3 separate regions of the Homo sapiens genome follow, and regions 2 and 3 are each linked to region 1. The links are chromatin loops, found by intact Hi-C in ENCODE. Cell type or tissue: PC-9. All regions are shown on one strand.

The links. Hi-C counts contacts between places; a loop is a spot of excess contacts. Peaks named below come from ENCODE experiments on the same cell type or tissue, not always from the same donor. Only the 100,000 strongest peaks of a DNase experiment are listed, where the experiment ranks them.
Region 2: a loop joins it to region 1, with 6 times the contacts of the local background. A loop is called at or near these places in 13 of 110 quality-filtered maps.
Region 3: it touches region 1 in a loop (12-fold over the local background); 35 of 110 quality-filtered maps call a loop at or near these places.

Annotation. Positions count from the first base shown.
Region 1 is chr10:69,233,446-69,241,445 of GRCh38, forward strand. It overlaps HKDC1 (hexokinase domain containing 1), which reads left to right. Exons shown (of 18, transcript NM_025130.4): 5 at 5,597-5,692; 6 at 7,207-7,306. Among named protein-coding and RNA genes, the nearest start is that of HKDC1, 17 kb to the left of the region's middle. In PC-9, CTCF peaks have their summits at 4,324 and 4,531; a DNase peak (open chromatin) is centred at 4,306; H3K4me3 peaks cover 3,194 bases; H3K27ac peaks cover 3,110 bases.
Region 2 is chr10:69,001,144-69,009,143 of GRCh38, forward strand. KIFBP (kinesin family binding protein) reads left to right here. Exons shown (of 7, transcript NM_015634.4): 3 at 3,903-3,982; 4 at 4,589-4,772; 5 at 7,698-7,782. Among named protein-coding and RNA genes, the nearest start is that of KIFBP, 16 kb to the left of the region's middle. In PC-9, CTCF peaks have their summits at 3,850 (motif pointing right) and 4,057; a DNase peak (open chromatin) is centred at 3,868.
Region 3 is chr10:69,635,604-69,643,603 of GRCh38, forward strand. No RefSeq gene overlaps it. Among named protein-coding and RNA genes, the nearest start is that of FAM241B, 9.4 kb to the left of the region's middle. In PC-9, CTCF peaks have their summits at 1,541 (motif pointing left) and 3,781 (motif pointing left); DNase peaks (open chromatin) are centred at 3,848 and 5,968; H3K27me3 peaks cover 433 bases.

The DNA.
Region 1 (8,000 bases):
TGCAAGGAGGCCCTAAATTCGCCTCCCTGACAGGTTCCTGGCAGATGTGATGCTGCCTGAGGCCTGCACTTAGGACCACTGACATAGCCAACTAGAAGAAACATGGGAAGGCTGGGGAGTCTCTCCCTGTAGTGAGCCCTCAGGAGGAGGATTAGAATGGGGGCACTGGAGGACCAGGCGCGGTGGCTCACGCCTATAATCCCAGCACTTTGGGAGGCCGAGGCGGGCGGATCATGAGGTCAGGAGATCGAGACCATCCTGGCTAACATGGTGAAACCCCGTCTCTACTAAAAATGCAAAAAATTAGCTGGGTGTGGTGCCGGGCGCCTGTAGTCCCAGCCACTTGGGAGGCTGAGGCAGGAGAATGGCGTGAACCCGGGAGGCGGAGCTTGCAGTGAGCCGAGATTGTGCCACTGCACTCCAGCCTGGGTGACAGAGCAAGACTCCGTCTCAAAAAAAAAAAAAGGAATGGGGGCACTGGAGGAGTGAGAATGTCCTGGAGCAGACACAGAGCCTGGGATACACAGTCTGAACTGTGTCACCAGCTAGGCCGGGGTTCCTGGTAACTCATCTCTGTGTGTCTCAGTTTTCAATCTGTAAGCAGGAGGAAGCTAACCCAATCTTATGTGAATAAAGACAGCAAATAAGGGGACGTTCTGGGGCCAGGTTGGGGGAGTTACTGTCAAGAGTCTAGTCTCCCCGGGCCACTCCTGTCTGGGTTGGGGACCCTGATCAATCTCCTCCTCCTGGCCCTCCTGGTTATGATGCCCAGTTGACAGTCACATGGACCTCCTTGGGATGTGCTTGATATTGTTGGCTTGAGTCACTTATTGGTGTGGAATAGTGAAAGGGAATGAGCTTTCATGTTCCACACACATGGCTTTGAATCATGGTTCAGGACAAATTGTGTCCCCTTGGACCAGTTCCTTAATTTCATGAGCCTCTTGTTTTCTCTTTGAGAAAATTTTATTTATTTTTATTTTTTTCTTTGTAGAGATGAGGTCTCACTATATTGCCCAAGCTGGTCTCAAACTCCTGGGTTTAAGTAATCTGCCTGCCTCTGCCTCCCAAAGCGTTGGGATTACAGGCATGGGCCATTGTGTCCCACCTTGTTTTCTCATTTGTAAAGCAGGGATAATAACATCTGCTTGTTGGGCTGAGGTGAAGCTTAGGCAAAGCATTTGTAAAGCATCCAACACTGTGGTTGGGCCTTACACAGTAGCTGCTAGGCTGTGGTGACTGTCCCTGGATTACTTGTCTCTTTGTGCTTTTGTATCTTATCCCTAAATTCAACAGAGGTTTTTGGAGGGCAAGCAGTGCCCGCCAAGGGCACAGACCTTCCCCGCCAAGGTCTCTGACAATGTGTTGTATTTAATAGGTGCTTGATAACTATCTCACAGTTGAAAGGTGTCAATCATTTATTTGATTCCATCGTGGGAATTTGCCATCATCTATACAGGGGACAGGCTGAGTTTTACTTTTTCATTCTTTTATAAAGAAAGGACTGAGAAAAATAATATAAAGAAGGTTCCAGGGGCCTGGCGTGGTGGCTTTTGCCTATAATCCCAGCACCCTGGGAGGCTGAGGCGGGAGGATTGCTTGAGCCAGGGAGTCCAGGCTGCAGTGGGCTGTGATCACACCACTGCACTCCAGCAGCGCAGGCCACAAAGCGAGACTCCATCTCTAAAACAAGCAGCCAGATGCGGTGGTTCATGCCTGTAATCCCAGCACTTTGGGAGGCCGAGGGGGGCAGATCACCTGACATCAGGAGTTCAAGACCAGCCTGGCCAACATGGTGAAACCCCATCTCTATTAAAAATACAAAAATTAGCTGGGCCTGGTGGCGGGCGCCTGTAATCCCAGCTACTCGGGAGGCTGAGGCAGGAGAATCACTTGAACCCACAAGGTGGAGGTTGTGGTGAGCTGAGATCACGCCACTGCATTCCAGCCTGGGTGACAGCGCGAGACTCTGTCAGAAACAAACAAACAAACAAAAAACAACAACAAGCAAACAAAAAACAAACAAAAAAGTTTCCAGGGAATGTTTGGGTGAGACCAAGTGGAGCTGGCTGGCAGAGAAAGGTCCTAGGAGTGAGTAGATGTGTATGTCAGGGGGTTGGGAATCAGGGCCCTGGCTGGATCCTGTAGTGCAGGTGGTGGAGTGAGAGTGTGCCAGCTGCTCTTATTAGAGAGCTCTGGAACAGAGACTCCAGGAAGAAGGAAGAAAATTCTCAAGCTCTGTGAGAATTCATTCAACTTTAAGAATTAAATGCACATGCTTTCTTGATAGCTTGGCAGCGGAGGGTGTGAACGGATGGTTTATCCATCCAGGATTTTGTCATTTATCTATGTTGAATACCCACCAACATCTTTCTCAATAATAATGATAAAAGCACGTGCCTCCGGTTTTGACACTGTACCTCGCGCTGTGCCAAATGCTTTATGCGCATTATCTTGTTAAATCCCCCAAACAATTCTAAGAGGTAGATATGATTATCTTCATTCTATATTTGAGAAACACTGCAGCTCAGCGAGGTTAAGAGACTTGCACAAAGCCACACAACCAAGAGTAGCCCACCCCAAGTTCATAAGCTCCCCAACTACAGTGCCTTTCCAGAAAGACACCACTTTAGAACTTCATTTAAAATGGCAGCAGGTGCCTGAAAGCATTTTGATTTTTTTTTTTTTTTTTGAGCTCTGTCGCCCAGGCTGGAGTGCAGTGGTGTGATCTCGGCTCACCACAATCTCCGTCTCCCAGGTTCAGGCAATTCTCCTGTCTCAGCCTCCCGAATGGTGGTATTACAGGTGCCTGCCACCACACCCAACTAATTTTTGTATTTTCAGTAGAGACGGAGTTTCACCATGTTGGCCAGGCTGGTCTTGAATGCCCAACTTCAGGAGATCCTCCCGCCTCAGCCTCCCAAAGTGCTGGGATTGCAGGCGTGGTGAGCCACTGTGCCCGGCCCATTTTGACCCACTTAGTGTCATATTACAATAAAGATTTTTCAGGTAAAATTTAAACTAAGGAAGGGCATTTAATTATATCAAGGAGAGGCCGGGCACAGTGGCTCATGCCTGTAATCCCAGCACTTTGGGAGGCCGAGGAGGGTGGATCACCTGAGGTCGGGAGTTCGAGACCAGCCTGACCAACATGGAGAAACCCCGTCTCTACTAAAAGCACAAAATTAGTCGGGCGTGGTGGCACATGCCTGTAATCCCAGCTACTCGGGAGGCTGAGGCAGGAGAATTGCTTGAACCTGGGAGGCGGAGGTTGCAGTGAGCTGAGATGGCGCCACTGCACTCCAGCCTGGGCAACAAGAGTGAAACTTCGTTTCAAAAAAAAAAAAAAATTGTATCAAGGAAGGGAAAAATGCTTTTTTTCTCATCGCAGTCTAGTCAAATATACTTATATTTTATAAAATTTCCTCGCAAACTGCCTTTCAATAAAATCTAAAGTTAAGTAGTAAAGTTCCAACCACAAGAAAACTCATTCCTGATAATATTTGAATGTGGCCTCATCTGGCAAAGCTATTTAAGCAGGGCTCTGCTGCAGGAGTGGGTTCGGTAACACTAGAATAAGGGCTCCTGGGGAAGATGGGCTCTGTTCAGCTCCATGACTGCAGAGGGATGGAAAGGGGAAGGCTGTGTGAGGAGGTGTGATTAGGGGGCTTCTTTGAGAAACTGAAAATGATTAAAGAAGGTAGGAGCGTGAGAATTCTTATTATGTTTAACCCATAGCCAACATCATGAGCATAAGAATTAAAGGAAGTCACTTGGTTTTTTATTCTTGTTTTTGAGGGAACAGAAAGTCTTAACCAAAGAGAAATTTCTTTGTGTGTGTGTGTGTGTGTGTGTGTGTGTGTGTGTGTGTGTTTTCTGATAATAAAATAAATGGTAATACTTTTTTCAAGGTTTAAAAAAAGAGAGAGAGAAGGAATGGAAAAGTTTAAAGAAGAAAATAGAAATCACCACTCATCTCAATATTCAAATATTCCCACCACTAGAATTGTGGGTTTTTCTTTTACTCATACCTATATTAAATACAAGTGTTATCCTGTATCTACAGTTTAGCAAATCTATGGTTGATTCTAGTCACCAAATATTTGAGACAAAAAGAAAATGTACAGTTGTATGTAATTGCCTTTTTAATTTAACATTCTATCGCAAGCATTTATCCCTCACTTCCCCCATCCACCTTCCCTGCAACAGGGATTTTTGAAGAAAGCCAGCCTGTGCATCTCTCCCCGCTCTGTCCCTGGAGACAGGGATGTTGTCATAGCCTATGAGAGCAGAAGTTAGGGAGAGCTGCCACACGGCGGCGCTGTGGTGCAGGAAAAAAGCCCGAGGGCTGGTCCAGAGTCAGAGACCTGCATTCGGCTTGGGCTCTATCCTTCACTCGCGGTGAAATTCAGAGCAATTTCCTCCCTCTCTCAATCCCAGCGTTTTTAAATCCATAAATTGAGGGAAATGGAGGAGGTGCGGTCAGGAAGTTTGTGAGCCTGGGTCAGCTGCTCTTGACTGAGACGACTTGGGCGATTCTCTTTTAACTTCCAAGTTCTCTTCCAGTCTGAAACATTCTATGATTATTTGCGATTTCAGACACGAAACTCAGGAAACACCATTTGTAAGCAATGATTGGTAATGCAAATTGAGAACCATTTTTCTTTCTTTCTCTTTATTAAGAGACGAGGTCTCGCTATGTTGCCCAGGCAGGCCTGGAACTCCTGGCCTCAAGTGATCCACCTGCCTCAGGCTCCCAAGTAGCTGGGACTACAGGTACGGGCCACTCTGCCTGGTTGGGAATCATTTTTCTAAGTTGAAATGAAGTTCCTGAGACAATCCTGCAAGGTTACACCATGTTAGTTCTGTTTTGTGGACCTGGCAAACCATGCATTCTGCATGTATAATACACCAGGTATTTTCTTTTTTTTTTTTTTTTTTTGAGACGGAGTCTCGCTCTGTCGCCCAGGCCGGACTGCGGACTGCAGTGGCGCAATCTCGGCTCACTGCAAGCTCCGCTTCCCGGGTTCACGCCATTCTCCTGCCTCAGCCTCCCGAGTAGCTGGGACTACAGGCGCCCGCCACCGCGCCCGGCTAATTTTTTGTATTTTTAGTAGAGACGGGGTTTCACCTTGTTAGCCAGGATGGTCTCGATCTCCTGACCTCATGATCCACCCGCCTCGGCCTCCCAAAGTGCTGGGATTACAGGCGTGAGCCACCGCGCCCGGCCTACACCAGGTATTTTCATTAGAGCATTCCTTTGAGAGAGGTAGGGAGGTGACATTTCCACTTTGCAGAGGAGTAGACTGAGGCTCAGAGAGGTTAAACGACTTGTCTAATGTCTCATGAATCCAAGAGCTCTAACTTTTCAATAATTACTCCTTCTGCTACCATATATTTCAAACCACTCAGATGAGAGTAATAGTCCTTTAAATTATTAGAAAAGGCTGCAGAAGCAATGTTTTAAAAAAATTGGGGTGATTCAGCTTAGAGAAGAGAAGGCCATGGGGGATGCACGTAGGCATGAAGTTTCTGCGGCTCAGTTGCACATCTCAGCACGTCTTTCATTCAAACTGGACCTGAAATCTTCTCCCAGGGTGTCCTACTTTCGTGGACAAAAAAGTTTAAGGCACGAGGAGTTCAGGACACGGATGTGGTGAGCCGTCTGACCAAAGCCATGAGAAGACACAAGGTGAGGAATTCACCTCGGTGTGGGAGGCTCTCCCAGCCCTAGCTCCTTTCTCTTGGGTTGGTGGGGCTGGGGGTGAGGTGAGGGGGTCACATATGGTGCCTGCATGGAGGGAGAATCAGAGAAGGAATTGATCTTAGAAAAGGTCCCACTGTAGTACAGATGTGGCCAACTTGGATGAACCCACAGAGCCTTGGTAGGCGGGGCTTGCACCAATCCCTATTGAAAGGTGGCCAGCTCATCCCTGGGCCTCCCCAGCAGCCACAGCCCTCTCCGGAGGTCTTGGTTAGATCTGATGCTGTGTGTAGGCCCCACACGCCCTCCTCTCTGAGGCTGAAAAGATCATATACTTTCCGGGCTGGTTCCATATTCTTTCTGGGCTGGTTCTCTATTTCACTGTCCACTCCCTGTCCATTAAATATCCCTATTTGTTGAACGTATTTTACAATAATTTAAACTACTGCGAAAGCAAGACTCGCTCCTTGCTGAGCTGGAAAGTACACAAACCCAAATTGCTTGTTGCCCTGACAGCAAGAGGCATGTTTGCTGCATAGCCTTCCAGCCTTTTTTTCTTTAAAGCTGGGATCTTATTGTTTTATAGCCTGCATTTTCCCTTATTGTTTTCATTTTACTTTTTTTTTTTTTTTTTTAGAGATGAGGTCCTGCTGTGTTGCCCAGGCTGGCAGTGCCTGGCACTCCATCCTCGAATTCCTAGGCTCAAATGATCCTCCCACCTCAGCCTCCTGCATAGCTGGGACTATAGGCATAAGCCACATGCCTGGCTCTCATTTTACTTTAAAATGTTCTTCCAAACTTTGGGGGATGTTGGTGCAATAACCCAAGCTGACTTGGCAGAACAGGAAATCCAGACAGGAAGTCACCATGCCATACATGGGGAAGACTTGGCCGAGTCTGTGCCTGCTGGCTGAGTTGTCCCCGTGGGTGAGGACTTTGGTGTTTTCTCCTGGAAATGCCACTGGATAAACATGCTTTCCTCAATGTCTTCCCAGGATCTCACAAACAAAGGCTGAAACCTGGGTGTGATGTGTGCCTGTAGTCTCAGCTACTCAGGAGGCTGAGGCAGGAGGATCACGTGAGCCCAGGAGTTTGAGGCTGTGGTGTGCTATGTTTGTACCTGTGAACAGCCATCACACTCTAGCCTGGGCAACATAGTGAGACCCTATCTGCAGATTAAAAAATAAAATTTTTTAAATTAAAAAAAACATCGACAACAAAAAACAAGGGCTGGAGTCCCGGTGGCCTGTCCCTCATATTTCCATTGCAGAGGCCTTCACCCACAAAGCAAGAGGATGGGCTCCCCTCTTCAGCTCCTGTCGGCTCTTTCTCTCCCCTAGACCCTGAACCTTGATGAGGCCTTGCTCCTTCAGACAGGCCCAGCAGGCAGGATCTAGGGATGTCTCAGCAGCCACCTTCACTACCTGCTGCCTCTGTGGGGAAGGAGGGAGGGAAACACCTCCTTCCCACCCGCTGATTCCCTCTGGCCTTGTGTTCGGCAGGACATGGACGTGGACATCCTGGCCCTGGTCAATGACACCGTGGGGACCATGATGACCTGTGCCTATGACGACCCCTACTGCGAAGTTGGTGTCATCATCGGTAACTCAATTGGACTGGTTTTTTGAGGGTAGGGGAGAAGGGACTGTTTGGGAGTTTCATTTCAGCGAGCTCTGAGTGAATTCGGCGGGAAGGGCACTGCACTATTTAGGAGAAGCAACATAGGGACATGAAAAATTCATTCATTCATCCATTCGACAAGTGTTTACTGAGCACCCATTGTGTGCCGGCCCCTGGGCTTGGCACTGGGTTTGGAGTGGGGAGTTCCTGTGCTCCTGGAACTTTCAGTGGGGAGGTGGGTGAGAGGCCCAGAAGGCCTAGGCTATTAAGATAATTTCAGGTGGTGGTTAGCGTGATAAAAAAACAAAAAACAAAAAACAAAGAGAGTGATGTGACTGTGAGTGGGATGAGGCGTCAGGGAAGCCTCTCTGAGGGGTGGCATTTGAGCCGGGACCTCAGTGATGCAAACCAGGGAGCAAGGTGGAGGCCCGAGGGTAGGGAGTCCCTGCCAAAGGAAAGAGGACACCTACAGGCTTGGAGATGGGAAGGGGTCCAGGGAGGGGGCACTGGGGGAACCCTATAGCCGAGTGGTGTCCGGATGAGGTGAGTGAAGGCTGAGAGTCGGAGGCCATTCAAGTGAGAGGCAGAGGACAGACTGGGCAGATTGCACAGGATGTGCACACAGTCACTGTAAGGTCACCGGCTTATCCCCTGAGGGAGACTGGAAGGCACTGGG
Region 2 (8,000 bases), 230 kb before region 1:
AACCCTTCTGAAAATGCAGCATATAAAAATTGATTGAGTTACTCTGGTTAAGCAGGTTAGAAGGACCCAGAGCCCACTCCACTACAGATTCTTCCTCCTCCCCACTGCAGTAGCACAAAAGAGATGCTGTAGAACTTTTAGGGGTCTGGGGAGCCAACATTGAAAACTCTCACTTTAGGGGTCACAGCCTGCAAAGGTGACAAGCCACTGTGTTACCATCTGTTTCCTTAATAAACTTTTTTTTAATATGAAAGGGAAATAATCAGGCACAATATTTTCTTGTGGATTACTATTTGTCACAGCTATCTGCTTTAAAAATCCATTAATACGGCTGAGCATGGTGGCTCATGCCTGTAATCCCAGCATTTTGGGAGGCCGAGGCAGGTGGATCACTTGAGATCAGGAATTCGAGACCAGCTTGGGCAACATGGTGAAATCCCATCTCTACTAAAAATACAAAACAGCAGGCATGGTGGCGCACGCCTGTAGTCCCAGCTACTCAGGAGACTGAGGCAGGAGAATCGTTTGAACCTGGGAGGCAGAGGCTGCAGTGAACTGAGATCACGCCACTGCACTCCGGCCTGGGCGACAGTGAGACCCTGTCTCAAAAAAAAAAAAAATCCATTAATAAAGTGCTTTTATAACATTAAAAAAGTTGAAATAACATTAGATATCACATAAAAGAGACTAAACATACAAAATTATGTTTGCTAAATTCATGCGTCAGAATGCTTGACTGCAAAAGGATATAAGAAGCTTGGTATGCCTGTAATCCCAGCACTTTGGGAGGCTGAGGCTGGAGGATCACTTGAGCCCAGGAGTTTGAGACCAGCCTGCGCAACACAGGAAGACCTCATCACTACAAAAAATTAAAAAATTTGCCAGATGTGGCACACACTGTAGTTTTAGCTACTTGGGAGATTGAGGCAGGAGGGTCGCTTGAGCCCAGGAGTTTGAGGTTGCAGTGAGCTATCATCGAACCACTGTACTCCAGCCTGGGTGACAGAGCAAGATTCTGTCTTTTTTTTTTTTTTGAGATGGAGTCTCGCTCTGTTGTCCAGGCTGGAGTGCAGTGGCGTGATCTCGGCTCACTGCAACCTCCACCTCTTGAGTTCAAGTAATTCTCCTGCCTCAGCCTCCCAAGTGGCTGAGATTATAGGTGCCCGCCACCATTCCCAGCTAATTTTTGTATTTTTATAGAGACCGGGTTTCACCATGTTGCCAGGCTGGTCTCAAACTCCTGACCTCAAGTGATCCGCCCACCTCAGCCTCCCAAAGTGCTGGGATTACAGGCATAAGCCACCATGCCCAGCCTCGTACCTTGGCATTTTAACTTTCTTCCTGAAGTACTAACAAGAGCAGAGTGCCACAAAACCAAATAGAGATATTAGTCTACCCTTTCTTGCTTTTAGGCTCACAGTCTTATATGTGAAATTGTTAATTTAAAATGTAAGGTCTGAGGCCAGGCACAGTGGCTCACGCCTTTAATCCCAGCACTTTGGGAGGCTGAGGTGGGTGGATTGCCTGACTTAGAGGTTCAAAGATCAGCCTGGGCCACATAGTGATACGCTGTCTCTACAAAAACTAAAAAAAAATTAGCTGGGTGTGGTGGCGTGTGCTTGTGGTCCCAGCTACTTCGGGGGCTGAGGTGGGAGGATGGCTTGAGTCCGGGAGGGCAGTCCAGGAGGTCAAAGCAGCAGTGAGCGAGGATCCTGCCACTGCACGCCAGCCTAGGTAACCAAATAAGACCCTGTCTCAAAAATAAGTAAAATAAAATGTAAAAGCTGAACACGGTGACTTACACTTATAATCCCAGCACTTTGGGAGGCCGAGGTGGGAAGATTGCTTGATGCCAGGAGTTCAAGACCAACATGAGCAACAAAGCAAGAACCCGTCTTTACAAAAAAAAAAAAAAAAAAAGTTACTAAGCATCAATAGTATTTCATTAAAAATAGTATTTGTATGGAAACATAACACATATAGTGAAATTCCTTGTGTTTAGTTGTACCTCTGTTTCAGTTAAGAGACTGATTTGACTGTATTAATATTACGTATGATGTGTGAAAGCCATAACAGTGAAGTATGTACATAAAATAATATATTGATTAATTCCCCTCATCTAGACAGGGGTAAGCATGGTAAGCAGCCCTCGGAATTGTTGAAGAGTTCTCTGAAGAATTACTTATCTATTGTGTTTGCCTTGGGCCTTGCTTCCTGTCTTAGTTGTTTTTACTTTATGTGAATCCTGGGAGCCCACGTTGTGATGCTTTTAGTGTTTACATCCAGAATGTAAAATCATATTTTTATGAAAGACGTTGTTCCTTTTTGAGTTTAATGAATTCAGTTAAAAGCAAGAGTGTGTTTCTAGATGGGACTATCCTCATAGAAGTAGAATGAGGCAGAGGTTAGGTAGTTCTGTTTTGGAAGACGTAAGAGGGGGTTGTAAGTGATTTATAAATATTACTTAATCCTCATGAGATAGATACTGTTATTACCCTTATTTTATAGATGACTAAACAGAAGCACAAGAGATCAAGTGACTTGCCCAAGGCAATAAATAATGGAATCTGGTTTTAATGTCCCTGTATTGAAAGGGGGTAATACACTTTTGTTATTTCCTTGAGAAAAAAATATTAGAATAAATATTAAAATCTCTCATTTGATTTTTATTAGTGGTCAGTTTAGAATACTACTACTGTAGAAATATATACATTTTTCCTATTTGTTTTGCTTATGCATGTTTTTAAAAGAGCCCTTTTACCAGACAAAATTGCCATTTGAAATACTTAAAGAGGGGTCGGGCACGGTGGCTTACACCTGTAATCCCAGCACTTTGCGGGGGCCGAGGCAGGCGGATCATGAGATCAAGAGATTGAGACCATCCTGGCCAACATGGAGAAACCCCGTCTCTACTAAAAATACAAAAATTAGCTGGGGGTGGTGGCACGTGTCTGTAATCCTAGCTACCCAGGAGGTTAAGGCAGGTGAATCGCTTGAACCCGGGAGGCGGAGGTTGCAGTGAGCCGAGATCGCACCACTGCACTCCAGCCTGGCAAAAGAGCGAGACTCCATCTCCAAAAAAAAAAAAAAAAAAAAAAACTTAAAGAGGCTGGGCACCTTAGCTCATGCCTGTAGTTTCAGCACTTTGGGAGGCTGAGGCAGGAGGATCACTGGAGGCTAGGAGTTCAAGACCAGCCTGGGCAACAGAGCAAGACCCCCATCTCTAAATAAATAAATAAGAATTAAAAAAAGAAAAAATACTTCAAGAATTATATATGTCTAAAAGCAGATTGGTGGATTTTTTGCATATTTGCAGTTTAACTGCAACAACAGTAAAATTTTGTCAAATGTGAACTTTTGACATTTGGTTAAAACAAATAAAAGGGTATCTTTTATTTGTTTGACTCAGATTTTATGGTTAAGAAAATTACTTGTTGAGGCGGGTGCAGTGGCTCACGCCTATAATCCTAGCACTTTGGGAGGCCAAGGCAGGTGGATTGCTTGAGCCCAGGAGTTTTAAGACCAGTCTGGGCAACATAGCGAAACCCTGTCTCTACAAAAAATATAAAAATTAGCCAGGACTGGTGGTGCACACCTGTGGTTCCAGCTACTCAGGAGGCTGAGGTAGGAGGATTGCTTGAGGTGGGAGGATCGGGAGACGGAGGTTACAGTAAGCCGAGATTGTGCCACTCCACTCCAGCCTGGGTGACAGAGACCCTGTCTCAATAAATAAATAAAAATTTAAAAAACAGAAAATTACTTCTTGAGTAACATAAAAATGAACTAGGAAAAAATGAAATGTATTTGGCTTGTAGAAGTTGATTTCTCCAGGTCCTCCAGAAGAGGGCACTTGGTGTTTACAGTTTAAAACTTTAAAGAGCTTTTGTTTTTCTTAATTGTAGGTTGGGAGTCCTCCTCTTGATCCTACTGAGCGTTTTCTTCCTGAAGAAGAGAAACTTACTGAACAAGAGAGATCAAAAAGGTGAGTAGGTATAGAAATCAGCCCTTGCAAATATTTCCACATATCATAGATTAGTGATTGTTCAAAAAGTCACTTATAAAGGTTATAGAATGTGGATTCTGACAGGAGTAAAACCTCCATTTACCACTTACTTGTTATTTGACCTTGTTCAAACCTGAGACTCAGTTTCCTTATCTGTCAAATAGATACAATAAACAAATCCAACTCAAAGGGTTGGTGGGATAATCAAAATAAATATATATGAAATTTACTTATAAAACGTAAACCATGGTCCGGACACGGTGGCTTACACCTGTAATCCCAGCACTTTGGGAGGCTGAGGCGGGTGGATCACAAGGTCAGGAGTTCAAGACTGGCCTGACTATTATGGTGAAACCCCGTCTCTACCAAAAATACAAAAATTAGCCAGGCATGGTGGCAGGCGCCTGTAATCCCAGCTACTCGGGAGGCTGAGGCAGGAGAATTGCTTGAACCCAGGAGGCGGAGGCAGTGAGCCAAGATCGTGCCACTGTACTCCAGCCTGGGCAACAGAGCGAGACTCTGTCTCAGGAAAAAAAAAAAACAAGTAAACCATTACACAAATATTGGTTTATTTTTTCTTTACAGATTTGAAAAGGTTTATACTCATAACCTATATTACCTAGCTCAAGTCTACCAGCATCTGGAAATGTTTGAGAAGGCTGCTCACTATTGCCATAGTACACTAAAACGCCAGCTTGAGCACAATGCCTACCATCCTATAGAGTGGGCTATCAATGCTGCTACCTTGTCACAGTTTTACATCAATAAGGTAAGCTTCTTGAAGTAGTTATCTAACAGAGTACCAATAGTGAGTATAAAAATAGAACCAGTAGTACCTTGAAAATACTATCTTTTAAAAACAGGTAGCTTGTATTTTATGATGTACAACTGAAGCCGAAAATGCAGCCCAGTTTGCCCGTGTACTAAAATTTTGTAGCTTTTTGTTGTATGAATTATTTTGAGTTTTAAAATACCGAGTTTTATCATTGTTTTACATGTTACCTAAGACCAATTCTTTTTTTAACATAGGCACGCTATCTCAACTCATTTTAGTGAGATATTACCTTAAATTGCAGATTTTACCTTGTAGATATAGCTTTATCTTTACGTAATGGTAATCTCATAACTCTGAGAATTTGACTGAGGAAGTTGACTGTTAAATGTGGGCTTTGATAAAAGCATGTGATGCATTTCAGTTATTTTTCAGAATTAACTCTGTAATAATTTTTTAATGTTGGAAATATGTCTGCTGAGTTCCAAAGTTCTAGGTCTTTATACCATACTTCTTTTGGATTGTTACACAGGGACAATGTTTTTGAGCTTCTTAGTTGTTTATCAGAATTTCTCATAAAAATTTAAAAAAGCATTGCTCACATCATGTTGGTGTACTCTTAATTGACCCATTTATTCCTTTAATCCTTGAGAGTTTTTAATGCTAAAATAATTTTACACCACCTTTTCTAACCAGATTTTCCTATTAATCCTTAATAAGACATCTCAGCAATATAAATTACTTTTATTTATATTTCGAATTCGCAAGCCTCTCTGAAATTTTGGTAGTTCTCTGCTTATCAGAGTTCCTTCTTTCATCTCTCTGGTAACCCGCTGCCTTATCCTTGGGCCTTTATCCTTTTTGAGCATTTCGTTAGCGTTGGTTCTGTAAATGCGCCCGATGATTAAAGTATTGTCCCACAGAATTTCATTCAGAAAAGCTATTAGCAGGAGAGAAAGGGCTGTGGTGACTGCAGCATCGCTTCTAGGACTTTGGTCTAAGATCAAGTGTGTAAGTAACGCTACTGCATATATCAGAGCATTCAGTTAACTAATTCTCATGAATCCATTTCATTGTCCTCATCCAAAGTGTTATCCAGTGCCTCCGCTTGTGACATCTTTTTTACAGCTGTTGGAGGCCCCTTATTCATTCTGTTTAGCAACTTTAAAATTACATATTCACTGTGACTTTAATTTATACTTAAAACTCCATGGAAATTGGCAGTACTAAGATATCTAGATATTAAAGTGTGATTAAAATTTAAAGTTGTTAAGCATTACTTATGTGGAGCATGCAGTAATTTTCATGAGACCTCCCACACCCTGCACTTTTATTTTTTTACCAAAATCTTTTTTAAGTTTTTGTTAAAACCAACTAAGTCGTATTGCAAAAAGAGGGATTTGAACCATGTTTTTAAAAATGCAATTGTCATTTATATCATTGTCATCTTCATCTGATTCCAGTGATGAGGTTTTGCTACTTGGTGAATCCCTACCTGGCAGCTGCTAAAGTCCCACATTTACCAGCCACCTAGAGGGCATAAGACACTCACTGTTCTAGCAGTGGTTGCTCACAGGGAGCCAATCTGGACAAAGCTGAAATGACGATAAATGTTAAGGGATTGGATTATAGAGAGATAATTAAAGTTTCATTATATAAACTCTAACTTTCTTTTGGCTTTTAAGATTTAACACATTTTTATCTATAGATGTTGCTGGGCTAATACTACACGTGTCCAGCTATTCTCAAGATGGCTTCTGAATTTGCCATAATGGAAAGATACATTTAATGCTGCAATTTTAAAGTTATAGCCAACCATTTAAAGCCTTTCAGGTATTACTAATATTAAGTAGACATTCTATTTAATGAGGGTGGCTTCCAACTAAAAGTTGGACTTTAACTTTGAACTTCTGCTGGGTGGTCCTTTGACTTACATGACAAATACAAAATGTTTCTATTAACAAGGAGATCTTCTCTAATTGTTTGAGAAGTTTGCCATGCCCGGAATTGAATTATGAAGTCTTCAAGAGTGTTGGTAAAGCAGTTCCATAAGGTTCATCTGTAGAAGTCTGTTGACTTTAAAACTTGGTGGGAAGCCTTATTGTATGTAAAGTTTAAAGATTTTAGAACACAGGAATATCTTCTTACCTGAGTTTATCCTATTTGCCTTTGTATAGTAGGATGTAAAGGGGCTCTCTAAACCTAATAAAAATTAAATCCTCAGGCTGGGCAAGGTGGCTTACATCTATAACCCCAGCACCCTGGGAGGCCAAGGTGGGAGCATTGCTTCAGGCCAGGAGTTGGAGACCTGTTTAGGCAACATAGAGAAACCCCAGAATTAGTCAGGCTTGGAGGCTAAAGGTGGGAGGATCCCTTAAGACCAGGAGGTTGAGGCTGCAGTGAACTATGATTGTGCCACTGCACTCCAGCCTTGGGCCAGAGTGAGACCCCTGTCTCGTAAAAAAAAAAAAAAATATATATATATATATATATATATATATTCAGTCTTCTGACACAATGTAAATAGTCTAAGAATTTATTGTGCATGGGATTTTGGCTACTTAGACTGAACCTAAAGGAGTTTTTGAGACAGTTTAAGTCTAGGATGACAGCCATTCCTGTATATCTATTGATTGTATAAGGAGAGCTAACTTTCAGTTGGCAGTTGTCTTTCAATCCGAGTGGATTATTATTAAGAGTTTGGGGGCATTAATATTTTAACCTTTGAGGTTACATTTTAACCAGATAATATGATAATATATCTTTTGTACCTTCTGAATGATCTGCAACTCTACAGGGCCTCCTTTGTAGTATTTTTATCTGATTTTATACCTTTTCCCATATTAAAAGAAATTATGCAAGTATCAGTTGCAAATAAAGCTGTGTGATAGTTGCATTCACTGTTGTTTATTTCCCCAATAGCTATGCTTTATGGAGGCCAGGCACTGTTTATCAGCTGCTAATGTCATTTTTGGTCAAACTGGAAAGATCTCAGCCACAGAAGACAGTAAGTTTACCTTTGCATGTTTTACATAGCTTTTAAAAAAAGTTTTATTTTGAAATTATTTTAAACTTTTGAAAAGTTGCAAGAACAGAAGAGCTATCATATGCCCTTCTAAATGCACCAATTTTTAGTATTTTCCTCGCTTGGAATCAAATTTTATTTTTCTCTCTGAACCATTGGAGAGAAGGTTACATACATTAGGCTCTTTTACCCTTTCATAC
Region 3 (8,000 bases), 400 kb after region 1:
AGCTCAGATCCCACTAGGCCTCCACTGCCTCTGCGGGGCCACCCGGTGAGTAGAACTGCTGGGGTCTGACTTGTCTGTTCTGCTCAATCTCTGGGGACCAGCTGCCCTCCTGGTGCCCTCCACAAATTCCAAGCCCTTGGCTCCCTAAGCCCCTCCCTCTCCACCCTCCAGCTAGTCCTGGAAGTGGGGACTAAACCATCATCTCCCTGAAGGAGACACCAAGCCTGAGATCAGGTGAAACAGTGACTCTGGTTTTGCCAGTTCCCCCGAGCAGCTGTCTCTCAGCTCCTGCCTCCCTGTGACGGGGCCTTTTAGCATAGGTGAGGGCTGGGGATGTTGGGCTCCCTCTCTGGGGCCTTTCTAGCTCCATGGGTCTGAGGGGGAAGCCCTGAGGCAGTGGTCAAGGCGTCTGTCCACTTGGATGCCTGAACCTGAGGACAGGGGAGGAAAGCCGCCCCTGCGCTCTGGCTCACCGGGTGGCACAGGAGGCCTGTTTGCAGGCCTGGCTCTGCTCTTTGTGGACAGTTCACTCAGCCTCTTGAGCCTTGGTTTCCTCATCCCTGTGAAGGGATGATGATCTGGGACCTGCCCGCCTCTCAGAGCCTTTCAGGGGATCACTGAAAGCATGGTGGGTAGGAGGTGGGCAGAGGGCCGTGGAGAGGGGGACTGCGCCTGCCCCTGAGCTGCCTCTGCAGGTGCTGCACCATGGCCCACAGCTTCTGTACTGGCAGCTTTGGCTCCAGAGTGGCTGCCTTGTCCAAGGCACCTGGGATCCCTGGCTGGGGCGGTGCTGGGCTTTTAAGAGCAGAGTTGCCCCTCCCGCAGCTGTTAGAGAAGAAACACAGCCACTTCGCTGTGCTCCTGAAAGCTGAGGGGCTTGTTGCTGGTGTTGAATGTCAGGACTGGATGCTGTTTGTTGAGAGTGTATGGAGTGCCTGGCCCTGTGCTAAGCACGTTATGTCATTTAATTGTCACTAGCACCTTATGACATAAATATTGTCACTGTCATCTTTATTTCACGACAGAGGACATGGCAGAGGGTTTATAACTTGCTGTAGGACCCAGAGCGAGCTGGGTGGAGCTAGGATTCAGAGACCTACAGCCCTTGCTCTTGACCACTCCTCTCTTTTACCTCTGGCCGTACCTGCATCAGCATCGCCTAGAAACCTGCAGATACAGATGCCCAGCTGTACTACCTGCTAAGACCTGCCTGCAGCCCCATGAGATCAGCTGTGTGGGGGCAGAGGGCACAGAAGTTGGTGCAAGGGTGCTGGCTGCAGCTGCCCAGCTGGGTGGCCTCAGTGGCTTCCCAGTCCTGGGTCACAGTCATGGAGATTTAGCTCTCTTCCCTGCATTCCCGAATGCATATTTTCATTGCAAAGTGACAAATCCAGTGATCTCTCAAAGGGTTAAGTGGGGGCAGGGGAGGGAGGCAGCAGAGCTCTGCTGCCAAAACTAGATAGAGAACCTGCAGCCTGCCCAGCCAGTAGGACAAGCAAGCCTACCCCGCCTGGTGCTGCCACCCAGTGCCCAAAAGAGCAGCAAGAGAAAGTTCAAGAAGCAGGTAGAGTGAGAGCTTCAAAGAATTACAAAGGGGGTGTGTATGGAGGGGTGTATGTGTGTGCCTCTGAGCCTCTGGTTTGAGGCTGGGGGCAGGGCTGAAACCAAATGGCTTTAGGGACTCAGAGTTTGGAAGGAGAAGGTTGGAGCTACTTGAGATGAAGCTGGAGGGCCACTGCCCCAAGTGCCCAGGCAGGTGGGGCACAGGGCTGGGAGCCAGGGCTGGTCTGCATTGGCCCAGCGGCCAGCTCCAGTCCCTCTGGTGGGCGGGGGCCCTGCTGGGGGCTGAATGCCTGCTTCCCATTCCCGGCTTCAGCTCTGTTAACCAGAGGCCTTGGCACAACCCAGCATCTCCCTAAACCTCCGTGTCCTCATCTGCACCTCCCACAGTGAGAGGATCAAGTACATTAATTCATGGGAAGCACTTAGCCGTTTCTGGCACAAGTTAGTGCTCAATGTTACTGTATTCACAGAGAAATGGTATTAGGACTCACTTAACATTTTTTTTTTTAACAGCAGCTCACATCTTAAATTAATTTTTTAAAAGGAAGCTTCATATTACTATTGTAAATGGAAAGCCAATACTACTTGCCATTCACAGTAGGTATTCGTACAAATGAATCCAGGACAAAACGAATGATATTCCATTTTAGCTAGTCACTGCCATTGTCCAAGCCCTTAGCCTGATGCCTGCTTTCTTTGTTAAAAAAGTCAGTTTATGAAGATTGGGAGTGGTGCAGAAGCCTCACTGGCCCCTCACTGAGACATTCTCCTCGATGGATTCAGAGGACTGAAGAGAAACAAAGAGGAATGACTTCCTCACCATCCGATTCGGTGCTGTGTTTGTAAATTGCTTATAATCATCTTGTGCACCACCCCAAATCATTTCACTCCCTGGCGGGTAAGAGTACCCCACAACTGCGGGAAACATGGTATGATCTTGAGCAAGCTATTTTAAAAGTCTTACTCTTTGTAAAGTAATGCATTCGTGTGGTTCAGATGATATAATGTACAAATGTATATAGAGAAAAGCCTTTCTCCCTCCTCTGTCCCCATCCATCCATCCCTCCTCCACTCCACTATAACTACTGTTCTTAGTGTCTTCTAAATACTTCCAGAATTTAGTTATGCAAATATGAGCAAACATGAATATACTATTTTTTCTTTTTTTATACAAATAATAGAAAAATTTGACACGTTTTTCTCTGCCTTTTGCATTTTTCACTTAGCAGTGTATCTTGGCACATTTTATATGAGTACATGAAGAGCATTTTCATCCTGCAGTATTTTGGTGTTTGAGTTGTCGACCCTGTCTTGGGCTCACCTGTACCATGGGGGATTGACTCAGTTGACCCTCAGGGCCTTGCAGCTCTGACCCTGAACCAACCCATGGGGTTTTTCCCTGAAATGTGGGGATCTTGACAGAACTGTCTCCCTTTCTCCAGGGCCCAAGGGGAGATATCACAACCTTATAGGGTTTCTCAGTCTCCTTTGCAGTTGGATAGGGTGCAATTTCTGCCCTCATCTGGCTCCTTGAAAAGGCGCAGTGGCCTCACCTGAACACTGCCTCCTGGGTCACACTGCACCCTGAGACGAGCTGAGAGGGACTCCCCACAACCTCTGACAGGCAGGGAGTGACCCCCGCCTGGCCTCCCTCATTCTGGAAAAACAAACAGGCTGGGCTAGACTTCCACGAAGGCCCCTTTCAGCTCTGAGACCGACACCTACCACAGAGGGCCTTGCCCTTAGTAGACGCTTGATGGACTTTGCTGCTGCCTGGCCTGGCATTGCCAACGTCATTGTCCAACACGTTGCTGTCCCCACTTCCTCTAACACCCCATTTTCTTTCTTTTTTAAAAAAAATTAACTTTTCAGTTCAGGGGTACATGTGCAGGTTTATTGTATAGGTAAACTTGTGTCATGGGGGTTTGTTGTACAGATTATTTCATCACCCGGGTATTCAGCCTAGTACCCACTCATTATTTTTCCTGATCCTCTCCCTCCTCTCATACTCCACCCTCTGAAAGGCCCCAATGTGTGTTGTTCCCTTTTATGTGTCCAGTAACACCCCATTTTCATGAACATCTGGATTAAGGAAGTTAAGAAAAGCCTTGAGGAGAGACCAAGACCCCAGCTTTCTTGCTCTGAACTGGGTAATGAACTCTCAATGCCCTTTTGCAGGGACCTGAGGGACCCCCACCACCTTGGTGTGTAGACTGGAAAGGTTGTGAAAGTTGTCTCATGGCGCCACCTGGTGGAATTTTTGGACAGGAGCAGGAACTCCCTCCTGCAAATATACTACAAATGGATTCATCTGCTCTCCTGCTCCCGGTTAGTGCTCACCTCAGCCAGCCCAGGCTTGGTATTACCTTGTATTTTGGAAAGGTTTCTGGTGGAGAGCATGCACAATTCCATTATAATTTCTCATTCACTGTGGTTTCGTCCTGGGTTGAGCCTAGTGCCGGGAACATTCATAAGTTTTGTTTCATTTCATCCTCTCCCAAGCAAAGAAAAATATATGTCCTTCCTTTTTCCCAGAGTAAAGGAATTTATATGTGGCCACAAAGTTGGCAGGCAGCAGATCTGGAGCCTGCCTCGCCAGCCTCCAGCAAACTGAATCTGGGAGCCCTAGGGAGGGTGGAAGGTGGCTGTGGAACCCCCAGGGAGAGGGTTTGTCGCCGGGGTCTAGTCTTGAACCAGACCTTCCAGTATTTGAGTTTTCAGCCTAGGAGACAGAGTGAGAAGTTTTAGACTTGGTGGCCCAGGGTTGCTGTGATCATGTTAGTGGAAGGGGCTTGCTTACTGTTTAAGGCTGCACTCTCTCTAGGTGGGGGTGGCTATGTCTAGCCCAGCCTTACCCAGTGCAGCACCCACCAACGCCTCACACTTGCCTGTCCTTACTCAGAGCCTGGCGCCAGGTGGTTCCCCTCAATGAACGTGATATTTGTGACATGGGGCCCATTGCCTAGCTCTTGTCTTTTTCACTGGAGGCAAGAAGCAGGCGAGTCAGACAGGCTCCCCATTTGGTAGCTTTGGGCAAGTTCCTTACTGTGCCTCATCTGTGAAATGGGGATGACGTGTCATCTAGGGCGGTGTTGAGCTGCAATTGGAAGACGTGTATGCAGTGCCTGGGGTGTAGCGGTGTGCCATGGATGAGGGTTTGTATCAGATCACCTCCTACAGGGCCCATTAGTGAAAATTGTCTGCCCTCAGTCAAGAAAATGTAAAATGCAATTTGCTTTCGAAATTCTGGGAGGAAAAAAAAATAGAAAAATTTCCCAATATGTCTGCTTACCAGTATCATGCAGTGAAGACATCTGCCTCTGAGGCATGGGCCTGTGTGAGCACGCTTGTCAGTCTATGAGGGGGTGTGTTTGTTTTTTCTTTTTTGCAGCTTTGAGCTCAGCTAATCCTGAGAAATCACTTTCTTCTGATGAAGTGGCTAAAATCTGGACGCTGTCAGCAAGGGAACATACAAGCCAACCACAAGTGCCTCCAACAGCGTGTTCCTTTTCCTGTGATAGTTGTTCTCAACCTAGCAACACCACCAGTTCATCTGGGCAGCTTTAAAACATGCAGCCTGGGTTCCAGTTCCAGAGCCATGAGCCAGCCTTCCTCCAGGTGGGAGCTGCCCTGTCCCCGGGGAGCAGGGTTTGTGGCTCCTTCCCTCTCACATGGCAGACTGAGTTTCTGAGGGCAGGGATCATGCTCAGCTCTTTTTTGTATTCCCAGTCCCAGACAGGGGCCCTGGCCCTTTGTCAAAACTTGGGGACTGCTCTGCAAACTGCATGAGAAGGCATGAGGCACTAGCCCAACTAAAGGGAGGAGGGGACCCCAAAAACAGAGCCCATTCTTCCTGCCTTGACTGGGTTGGATCCTGGTGACTTCTCTGTCACCTGTGTACTCAGGGACATTATTCTCAAGTTGTAAGTGCAGGTAGCTCTACCCCGCAGCACGTGTGGGATGAAGAAGGAAGGAAGAAAGAAAGGAGGGAGGCAGGGAGGGAGGGAGGAATGAAAGAACCTAGGTCAATAGTATAAATGTAGCTCTGAGCCGGGGGTCCCAAGGCTCCCTGTGACATCTGCCTGTATCCCAGCCTCTCTTTAAATGAAGAAGCAGCCTTCCTTGAAGACCCACCAGGTGGGAACTGCTGCCCACTCCAGAAGCCTGGGGAGGGTTTCTCTCAAGACTGTGGCATTCGCGCTTCTCTCTCCCTCCTCTGCTGCACTTGCTTTTCCTTGGAGTCAAGTGACAGGTCAGGCCCAGCCCAGGGTGCAGAGGGTGCAGTGACCCTGGGACACATGGATGTTGTGGGAGTGACTCATTGTGGCCTCACAGCTCAGGAAGGGGGTGCATGTGCTGTCTCCTTGCCTCTGCCTTATTCCAGGGGAGTTAGACTCTTGCCTTTTGCTCCCAAGCCCTTGAGAAACCAGGGCTGGATCTACTTGGGATCTAACTACCAGTGCCCTAGTTATGCAGGAGTTAGAAACTGAAATGCCCTCAGGGACCAGATAGGTGCCAGAGAACCGTGAGAAGCAGCTGGGTCCCAGGCACCAGGGAGGGGTGCGGTCTGTGGAGGACTGGGCGGGGCAGACCCCGCTAAAGGCTTCATCGCGCTGCACAGCACGTTGCGGGGTAAGGCTGCCACCACTGCAGCAGGGATATTGGTGCTCCTCCTGGCTCACAGCAGGCCCTGGGGTCTGTGTTCTGGCTCCTCCTCCCCCAGGAGCTGCGTGGTCTCAGGGAATTTAGCTGCTCTGCTAAGCCTCAGTTTTCTCTATAAATGGGGGAAATAATGCCCCCTCTTGGGGTTGACGTGCAGGAAAAGGGGAAGTTTTATATTCCTTATGTATTCCATAACATATTCTTGATATAGCACCTCTATTTGTTTTCTATGCCATGTCACAAGTCACCAAAAACTTAGCAGCTTAAAACAACACACATTTAGTATCTCACAGTTCCTGGGCATGGCTTAGCAGGTCCTCTGCAGAGCTGCCAACAGTGCCAGTCAGAGCTGGATTCTCATCTGGAGGCTCGACTGGGAAGGGTCCACTTCCAAGCTTCCTAGAAAGAATAAGCTGCGCTTTCTTGCAGGTATAGGACTCACTGCAACTTGTTTCTTCACAGCCAGCAACGGAGAGAGACTCCAAAGCTAGCTCTGGACATCCCCTCCCCTTTGCCGTGTTCTGTTGGTTGGAAGCCAGTCACAGGTCCCACTCACCAGGGGAGGGGATCACAGAAACGCATGAACACCAGGAGGCTGGGATCATGGGGTCACCTTAAGTCCATCAACCATAGCACCTGATAGCTTGATGGCCACGATTACAATTGATTGGGTGCCTACCATGTACCAGGCAGGGTGTAGAGGATTTCACACATATTATCCCATCTATTTAAGTTGTTGTATTGATAAACTTAAGACTCAGAGAGGCAGGGAACTTACCTGAACTCACTCAGCTGTTAAGTGGCAGGATTTAAACCCAGGTCCCTCTGCTCCCCATTTCTTGGGTCTTCCTTGGACATTACACTCAAGGCCACAGTCAGCATCAAGCTGTCCCTGAGGAGCCCTCCAACACCTTAAGGTACTTGTTTCAGAAGTCACTTATCTCCCTGGGTTCAAGTCCTTTAACTTGTTCAATCAGGCCCTGTCCTTGGCTGCTGAGTCTCTGTCTCACCTTCTTTCGGCTCCGTCCTCAGACGTCTCTAGAAATGGTTCAAGCTTCTTGTCCCTTGATTTGTCTGTCCAGTGATTCTTCTGTCTCCTCTCAACTCCTTCCTGCTTAATCAGCGAATTCCACAAATAGCCACTGAGACTCCCTTCTATAGGAAGGCCCTGTGCTGGGTGCTGCCCTCCATCTTCCCCCAAGGTTCTTACAGTCTAATGAAGAGGCGGTGTGTGCAACACTAACTCCACTTCAGCAGTTCAGTGAAAACAACACCATCTTTAGACAATATAAAAGTCATTTTCTCCCTGTAAGTTAGGAGTAGAGAATACAGAGGGGGCTTAGGTACCTTCACAAGGTTATCAGGAATGCAGGCCCCTCATCCAGCACCTGTGCCTCATCGTTCAAGATGGCTGCAAAGCTCCAGCCATCGTGCTGTCATTCCCATCAGCAGGAAGAAGAAAGAGGTGAAGACAAATCATCCGTGACCACCCAGACGAGGTCAGCTTCCTGGTCATATGCTCCCTTGGCGTCTTTGCTTCCTCATCACAATGCAGAGAAACTCATTCTTTGTGTCCTTGTTTGATGTTTATTCACGACTCTCCCTTGCCTCCCACCAGGTGAGAAGCTCCATGAAATCTGGCCTCGTGTCTGTCTTCTTTGTTGTTCTAGTCCTGCGGTCCACCGCAGTGCTTGGCATGTAGTAGGTGCTCAATAAGTAGTTACTGATGGAAGGAACACTCAAGATTGTACTTTAAACATGCTCTTAATATTGGG